2 separate regions of the Homo sapiens genome follow, and region 2 is linked to region 1. Evidence: read pairs that join two places in POLR2A ChIA-PET (ENCODE). Cell type or tissue: OCI-LY7. All regions are shown on one strand.

What was found. ChIA-PET counts read pairs that join two places held together with the same protein. Peaks named below come from ENCODE experiments on the same cell type or tissue, not always from the same donor. Only the 100,000 strongest peaks of a DNase experiment are listed, where the experiment ranks them.
Region 2: POLR2A ChIA-PET joins it to region 1 with 5 read pairs; 2 of 35 experiments call an interaction of 5 or more read pairs at or near these places.

Annotation. Positions count from the first base shown.
Region 1 is chr17:18,155,924-18,159,923 of GRCh38, reverse strand. It overlaps MYO15A (myosin XVA), which reads right to left. Exons shown (of 66, transcript NM_016239.4): 48 at 3,588-3,729; 49 at 2,859-2,970; 50 at 2,694-2,768; 51 at 2,024-2,202; 52 at 1,286-1,401; 53 at 927-999; 54 at 577-649; 55 at 245-318. Among named protein-coding and RNA genes, the nearest start is that of ALKBH5, 26 kb to the left of the region's middle. In OCI-LY7, CTCF peaks have their summits at 3,181 and 3,381 (motif pointing right); a DNase peak (open chromatin) is centred at 1,653; H3K4me3 peaks cover 720 bases.
Region 2 is chr17:17,807,334-17,811,333 of GRCh38, reverse strand. RAI1 (retinoic acid induced 1) reads right to left here. Exons shown (of 6, transcript NM_030665.4): 5 at 1,895-1,944; 6 at 1-1,364. The coding sequence ends at 1,353. Among named protein-coding and RNA genes, the nearest start is that of MIR6777, 4.2 kb to the left of the region's middle. RefSeq lists a silencer at 2,243-2,292. In OCI-LY7, no CTCF peak of the experiment used is centred here; a DNase peak (open chromatin) is centred at 1,993; H3K27ac peaks cover 758 bases.

The DNA of each region.
Region 1 (4,000 bases):
CAGGGAGGTTACACACCAAAGACATGTGAGGGGCTATGTCATATACCAGGTACATAAGAACAGGGTGGGCACCTGAAGACAGGCCTGGTGTCCCTTTCCCAGCCCCCTCCCCACCAGCATGATGCATTCCTCTTTGGACCATGGGAGAGGTTTCCCACCCTAATGTCCTGTGACTCATTGATAGATGGGGAAACTGAACCACAGAGCAGGAAAGGGGGCATCTGGCAAAGTTGGCTGGACTGACCTTCAGGAGGTTACAAAGCACGTCCAGGTCACTCTGGCCCTTCAGTGGGGCATCCCCCATGAACCTCATTACAGCTGTAGGAAAGACCTATCCCACTCAGACCCACCAAACCCCCAGTTGCCCACCCACCCCAGGAAGCCCCAGGGCTGAGCCCCTCCCTGGGAGCCTTGGCCACAGGCAGCTGGGAGCTTCTATTCTCTTAAATGTGTTCCATGTCTGAGCTGGCGGGAGGGAAAGAATCTGAAGATCAGGGAGGAGTGGCAACCAGTAGAGATCACACAGTGCTGGATCCCACCTAGCCCAGAGCCCTGGCTGCAGTCCCACTCCCACACCTAGGAACATGTCGGTGGCCATCTTGCTGAGGCTGCTGTCGCTGAGTTCGATGAGGGATTCCTGGAGGGGAGTCTGTGGGGGAAGAGGGCTGTGTCATGATGGAGGAGGGACACGTCAGAACAGAAAGGGGACACATTGTGTTCCAAGGCCATATGATAACAGGAGGGTCCACGTCACAAAAGGGGAGCCAGGCCCAACACTGGGGACAGAGGCTGTCCTTGGGAGGGAATCAGGGTGCTGAGAATCAGAGGGTCTCACTGAGAACAAGTTTGTTGGCCCCAGGGGCCTGGGAGGGGGCCCCTGCATCACCATTTTACAGATGGGGAAACTGAGGTCCGGGACTGGACACCTTGGTGAAGCAAAGCATGTCCTCCAAGGTTCTGGACTCCCGAGGCTCCTTGGATTTCAGCCTGAGGCCATCCCTGCAGTGGGAGGTGGGTGCTACTGACCTGTCCTGCCCAAGCCTTGGCTACATCCTTTTCCACATGGGAAAGAACCCCCAGGGAGGGGGTTCTTGACCCACCACTGATCAGTCTACCGGTCACGAAGACCCCCAGAGGCAGGCACTGAAATGAGCCTCACACCTGGGTGGTCTCTCATCTCTCCCACCAGAAGTGGGGCCTCCGAGACTGACAGCCTGCAGTTTGGATGGCAGCAAGAAGCCCAGCACCCTCCCACTGTGGGAAGAGGGGTGGGGCCGCCACTCACTGGGGTCTCCTCTGAGGGTCTCGGAAATACTTCTGGGCAAACTCGAGCATTGTGTAGGGTGGGAGCGCCAGGGCGTCCTCCCCATGGTCAGCAGAGCGGGCCCTGACTGGGGGACCCTGCAGAAGAGGCGGAGCTAGGAAGGCCCAGTCCGGCCACACCACGCCTAGCCCTTCGGTCAAAACTGACAACGCAACCCCTAGCTGACTGGACCCAGATTCTCAAGCCGCCCACCCACCCATCCCTGTGGACCCACCCGCATCCCGTTGTTCTTACCCCTTCAGCCCGCCCACGCCTTTTACTTGCTGTGCTAACCTGGCTCCCTGCCCCACTTGGCCACGCCCTTGCCCGGGGTTGACTTCCGCAACTGCCACGTCACAGCTGACCCCGCCCCTCGCTAGCTCCACAAGCCGCCCACTCACCTGGCACCGCCCCAAACCCAGTAGACTTCACCAACTGGCGGGCCCCGGCTGGTCTGACCCCATTGTCCTGATTACAACCAGCTGATCTTCATCCTTCCCTACCCCATTTGGCCACACCTCCAACCATCTCTGGTCCCATCTCCCGGGTCTCACCTGCGGCTCACTCTACCTGGTTCACCCTCACACTAGTCCAAGATCAGCCACGCCCCAAGAGCCTGGCCAGGCCCTTGGCCCACCTTATCCCCACTCGCCTCACCCCTTCTGCAGCGGCCCCTTCCCCCTGGTCTACCCCGCCCCACCCCACCCACACTGGTCTCACCTCTCTCCTGCGGCCCACCTCCTGTGCAGCGGCTGCAGAGGCCACAGCAGCGGCCACGGCGGCTGCTCGGCCGCGGCCTGGCTCCGTTGGCAGCTGCAGGAAGTCGGGGGCAGCAGCGGGCTGCACCAGCTCCGAAGGGAAGCGGCCCACGCGCCCGTGGATGGTCCCGAACCTCCAGCCTAGGGGTGGGTAAAAGGTCTGAGGCAAACAGGAGGGTCTTGTCTTGTGACTAAGGGGGTCCTTTAGGGAGATTTGGGAACATTCTTAACCCTTCTCTGGAACTCTATGAGGCAGGCCAGGCCATCAAACCCATTTTACAGATGAGGAAACAGGCTCAGGGAAAGAAAGGGATTTTCTCAGGGCCACAGGACCATAAAGGGGAAGTGAAGCAAAAAGGCAAAGCAGGGTTTGTGGACTCTCAGGTCATGTGGAGACATAAAGAGAGATTCAGGCCACAAACATGGAAATGCCCACGGAGACCCCTCAGGCAAAGCAGAGGGCTGGGCTGTCTGGCCACCAACAGATACTGACAGGCCACGGCTGGACCTTAGGAGACCTGACCAGCCCAGGCCACTTTCGGGCACCAAGAAACCCTCACTGTGCATCTGCACCACGAGTGGGTGAAACTAGGATGCGCCCCGTATGGGGTTCCAGGTTCTGGGGCACACACCAAAGTCGGGGCCTCTACGTCGCAGCTCCTCCAGGTACACCACCTTCCTGCGAACCACGCAGCCAGCACTGTAGCCTATGGGCCAGGCTCGGGTCAGCATCTGCCAGGGAGGCCCCCTTGGCCAGCCTCCCCCTCCTGCCCCCAGCCCACCCCAGTGGCACTGACCCACTCGAGGTGGCTCTAGGGGCTGCAGGTGTATGATGTCACCCTTGTGGAAAGCCAGCAGCGCAGGGTCCTCAGGCAGGAAGTTCCTCACAGCGACCACGTAGTCAGAGTCCTGGGTCAGCCAGAGGCAGGGTGAGGGCAACAGCCCTATCACCCCACTCCCAGAGGCCTAGGGCCACCCCTGCTCCTCACATCCTTCCTGACTCATCAGGGAAGGGAGCCTTCATTAGGTGAGAAGAGGGAAGGGCATTCTGGGTGGAAGAAAGGGCTGGAGGGTGAGTCTGAGGGACACAGATGGACTTTAGGGCACACACATAGGCCTTCCCCACTCAATCCCTCACAGACTTTCCTGCTGAAGTCTTCCTCGGGCCTGGGGCACAGAGATGACCTGCCCTAGGCCTGGGGGCTGCCAGTCAGGAGTGGGCAGAGGGGATGGAAAGAGATTGTGATGCAGTGGGCGGGCCATGCAGCCAAGGCAGGAGGGTAAGGAGTACAATTGCTGCAGACCTCAGAGGAGGTGCTGTGCCACCCGGCAGGGGGCACTGGCAAAGGTTTTCTGAAGGAGCAGGCAAAAGGGAGAAAGGGTATTCCAAGTGGAAGGCACAGCCAGTGCAAAGGCCTTAAGGTAGACAGAAATCTATGGACACAGTCATATTTCCCTGGAACAGGGAGATCCCTGTTGCTGGCCCTCAGCCTGGGTGGAGGGAAGATCTGTGAGAAGATCCTGACCTTCTTCAGCTCCAAGATGAAGTCATCTACCAGGGTCTTGACCTGGTGCGCTCGGGCTGAGAAGAGGATGACCTTCTCACTGGCCAGGTTGAACTCCAGCATGTTCTGGGAGGGCATGGTCACAAACAGGATATCTGCAAAGCTGGAGGATGGGCCGGTGGCATGACTCCCCTGCCAGAGGGATGCCCTCCTTCCACCTATTGTGCTGCTTCTGATCCTGTCCTGCCCCATTTGAAGCCCAGCCCCACCTTGGCCCCATTGTGCCAGCTCCCACAGAACCCTAAGCTTCCTGCTTCCCCTCTCTGACCCAGGCTGTGGCTTCAGCTCAGTTCCTACCACCCTTTGGGCTGACACTCCGGCCCCTCTCCACCCTTTGTCCCTTGGTCCAAGCTCTAAATCTAGATTTGCACCTA
Region 2 (4,000 bases), 350 kb after region 1:
TCTTCAGTGTGAAGCAATATACTAATAAGAACACTAGTCGTCTTAACATTTACAGTCTTCATATATATTATATATATGTATATGTATACATATATATACACTATATAACGAGGCCAGATATAATACACACGTTTACCATTTTACAGTCATATGTACAGGAAGTTGCTAGGGCGGCCCTGGGCTGGGGGCTGCGTCAGGCCTATCGAAGCGTGGACAGAGCTGAGGACACGGACGGACAGGCGGACGGACTGGCAGGGACTGGCCCGGGCCGGTGGTGGCTGCGTGGACAAGTGGCGTCGCGGTAGCCCCTTACCCGGCAAAGGCCCGGTTGGGGCTCTGTTGCGGGCGCACGACGCACGGCGGCGACACACGGGAGAAGCGAGCATGTTCCCAACATATATACATTCTATGTAACATATATATAGAGGGGTACACAGGTTTTGTACACGAAATCTAGCGCTGTCCCTGCTCCCGTGCAGAGTAGGCGCGGCGGTCCCTGGTGGTGCACAACGGTCGCGCGTCCGCCGGAGCCGGAGGTGCGTTCTGGCCGCTTCTTGGGTTTTGCGCTCCCAGGCTGGGCTCCAGGGGTGGGGTGGAGGACTGGAAAGGGGACAAACAGAGGCCAAAGGGTGTCCCAGTCCCGCCCACACTCGGGGATCCCGCAACCCCTAACTGAGCATAGCCCAGGTCTACCCCGGCTTTGCCCGAACCGCACGAGAGATCTGGCAAAGGCTGGGCGGGAAGGCCCCTGGACGCGTTCCGCACGGTTTGTTCCAAAGGCTCCGGCCTCTCCAGTGCCGGCCTAGCCCGCTCTCAGAAAGGCTTCCTTTCTCCCCCGCCTAGTCCACGGAGCTAGGAGCCGCCCTCCGCCTCTTCCAGTACTGTTTCGACCCCCACCCCCAAGCCCAGGGCTCCCAGCTGCACGCCACGACCGACTGGGGTGGCGGCAGCACCCACGTGGAATGTGTGCCACGTCGTCTTGAGATTCCAGAGGGAAAGTGTCCCCAGGACAAAGCCGTCTCCCACCCTCGCCGGAGGCTGAGCGCCCCGGGGAGTCTGGCCGCTCCGCGGGCTCCCCCTCCGCAAGCCTGGCCCCTGGGGTGGGCAAGAACGCCCTGTGCCGTCCGGTTCCGGGAGCAGGCGGCTCCGGAACGGGTTTTCCTCCCAACCCGGGGCCGCAAGTCTGAGCCCTAGGCGGCCGGATCCACGATCCGGGACCCGGATCAAGGATCGGCTCTGGACCAGCGCTGGGAGCAGCTCAAAGGCCCGGGGGCTGCGCAGGCGGCTCCTCTCCTTCGGCGGCGGGCGGGCAGGCGGGCTCCGGCGGCTCCTCCGGCCGTTGGGGTGGATTACTACGGCAGCCTCTGCAAAAGACGCCCGCCCGCCAGTTACCGACGACCTCGGACTTCACAGTCCATAGGCCCCGCCCCCAGTGTGGGCCCCCCGCCTAAGCCCCAGACCCAGGCGACCCCAGAGCGCGGCTGGGGTCTCCGCCCGAGGCCGTCGGCACCACCCCTTCTGGCCCCACCCCGTCCAGCTTCACCTTCACCTTCGCCTTCAGCTCCGTGCCACCGTCCCGCGCCCCCGCCTGCCCCACTCTGTCACCTATCTTGGGGAGCTGCAGGGAGGCCGTCCCAGGGACGCCCTCCAGCCCCTGGCTGCCCATGCCCCGACGCCTGCGGGTTTTCGGCGGCGGCGGCGCGCAAGTGGACAGGGACCTGAGCTGGACGGCGGCGGGGGCTCCTGGGGGTGGGCGGGGAGAGCTCCCTCCCCTAGGGCTGGGCCCTGCGGGGCTGCGCAGCCAAGGGGGCCCAGGGGACTGTGAAGGAGGTGCGAGGTGGGGCTCCTCTCCCGCTTGACACCCCTCGCCCTACAAAACACTGTGGTCCCCTACCTTATGTTTGGGACATTTCAAAGAAAAGTTCTCTTCGATGAATATGCAACCTGTGACCAAAGAGAAGTTTCGGTGGTTAGGACAGGGTGGGGGCCCCACAGCTGTGGGGTTTTGTCTGCAGCCAGGAGGGGAGCCGCACTGCCCGCGAGGCTCCAGACTGCAGGGGCTCTTTTCAAAGAGTTAATCAGATTCTGCACAAAACCCTCCACACTCCACTCCACTCCACGGCGCGGGTGCGGCCCCTGGCCTGGCAGTCTTGACTCACCTCACCTCCTCCGCGGAGAGCTTTTCCCCCTGAGTTCCACGTGCCGCCCCTCCTCACTTGAGGCAGTCCCTCAGTCCCTCCCTCCCTCCCGCCTTACTCTGCCAGCCACACTTGTCACTGCCTCCTAAGAGACTGGCCTGTGTGATCTTGTCTTGCTCCTTGTTTCTTCCCCACTGGCAGGCAAGCTCCCAGAGGGCACCAGCTCTGTCTTCTTCCCTGGATGTATGCCCAGCCCCTGGAAGAGCTCACTAACTTCCAGTGAGCATGTCATGAACCCCTGTGGACGGACTGGTAGTGGTGTTGCAAGCCTGGATTTGAGCATCTGCTACTTCTCTGAGCCTCAGTCTCCACATCTGTAAAATGGGCATTATGCCACCTACTGTATGCCTATCATGGAGATTGAGGATGGGAGTGTATAGAAACCATCTTGGCAGCAGCAGTGGCTCATGTCTGTAATCCCAGCACTTTGGGAGGATGAGGTGAATGAATCGCTTGAGCCCAGGAGTTCAAGACCAGCCTGGGCAACATGGCAAAACCTCATCTCTATCAAAAATACAAAAATTAGCCAGCATGGTGGCGCATGCCTGTAGTCCCAGCTACTCGAGAGGCTGGGGCGGGAGGATCACTTGAGCCTGGGAGGCGGAGGTTGCAGTGAGCTGTGATTGTACCACTGCACCCCTGCCTGGGCAACACAGCCAGGCCCTGTCTGAGATGAAATAAAATAAAATAAAATAAAATAAAATAAAATAAAATAAAATAATAAAATAAAATAAAATAAAATAAAATAATAAAATAAAATATAAAATAAAATAAAATTTAAAAATAAACCACCCTGCACATGTGTGGCATGCAGTGGGCGCAGGAGGCAGGGGCAGAGAGGACAACCAAGCATGGCCAGTGCTTATGCCCACCTAGGCCCAGGAGGTGTTGCTATCTCAGGGAGTCTCCACTCCCCTGCCTACTGCCACCTAGGGAGAAGCTGGCTTTTCCCCCAGGGACCCCCCAGTCTCTAGTCCCCTTCTCGGCTCCCCTCCCCCAAAGCCTCACCAGCCACTGTTCTGAACAAACCCCAGACCCAAAAGTAGCTGGAGGCTGGTGCTCTCTCCAACACAATCTTCCTGTTCACACTGGAGGTGGCTCTGTGCAATGGCATCATGACAGGGTGGTGGCCAGAAGGCAGGGCAGGGACAGCTCTGCAGCCCTGAGGGCAGGGCTGGGTGGTAGCAGGCCTCTCTGAGGCGATCTGCCCTTGTCTCCAGAAGCTGGAGTGCCACGGACCTGGAAACTGCCATTCAGGGCCAGCAGCTAGAGATGTGCCACGGCTGTTCCCCTTCCCTTGGCTCAGGCAAGCCAGATGTGGTTCTGGGGCTGAACTAGATATTCCAAAGACACTAGGCTAAAATCCCAGGCCTGCCCCTGGCACGCCTGGGTAGCTGCGGGCACTCCCACCAAGGGAAGTTGAGGGTAGGAGGTCGCCACTTCCAAACTGGCTCCCTCAGCACTGCCCCAGCACCACCCCACATGGGGCACGGGGCGGGAGTCACTGGGCAAGGCCAGTCCTCAGTGATCTGGCTCCTGACCTGGTGCCTGCACCTGGGGAACCTGGGCACTCACTGACAGGTTGGCCCCAGGGCCTGAGTGGGGAAAGGTTGAGACAGGACACTGTGGTGTAGCAGCCTCTGCCTGCTCTTCAGTCACTGCTTGTCTCCAAAGTGGGTTCCTTAACAAGAATTGGAAGGGGGCAGGATGAGTAGGCCAGGACAGCGCAGTGCAGGGCAGAGGCTGGCAGCCAGTGGGCAGCCCTGGTGCCCTGCAGTCCCAGTGCCTGACACAGAGGCCTG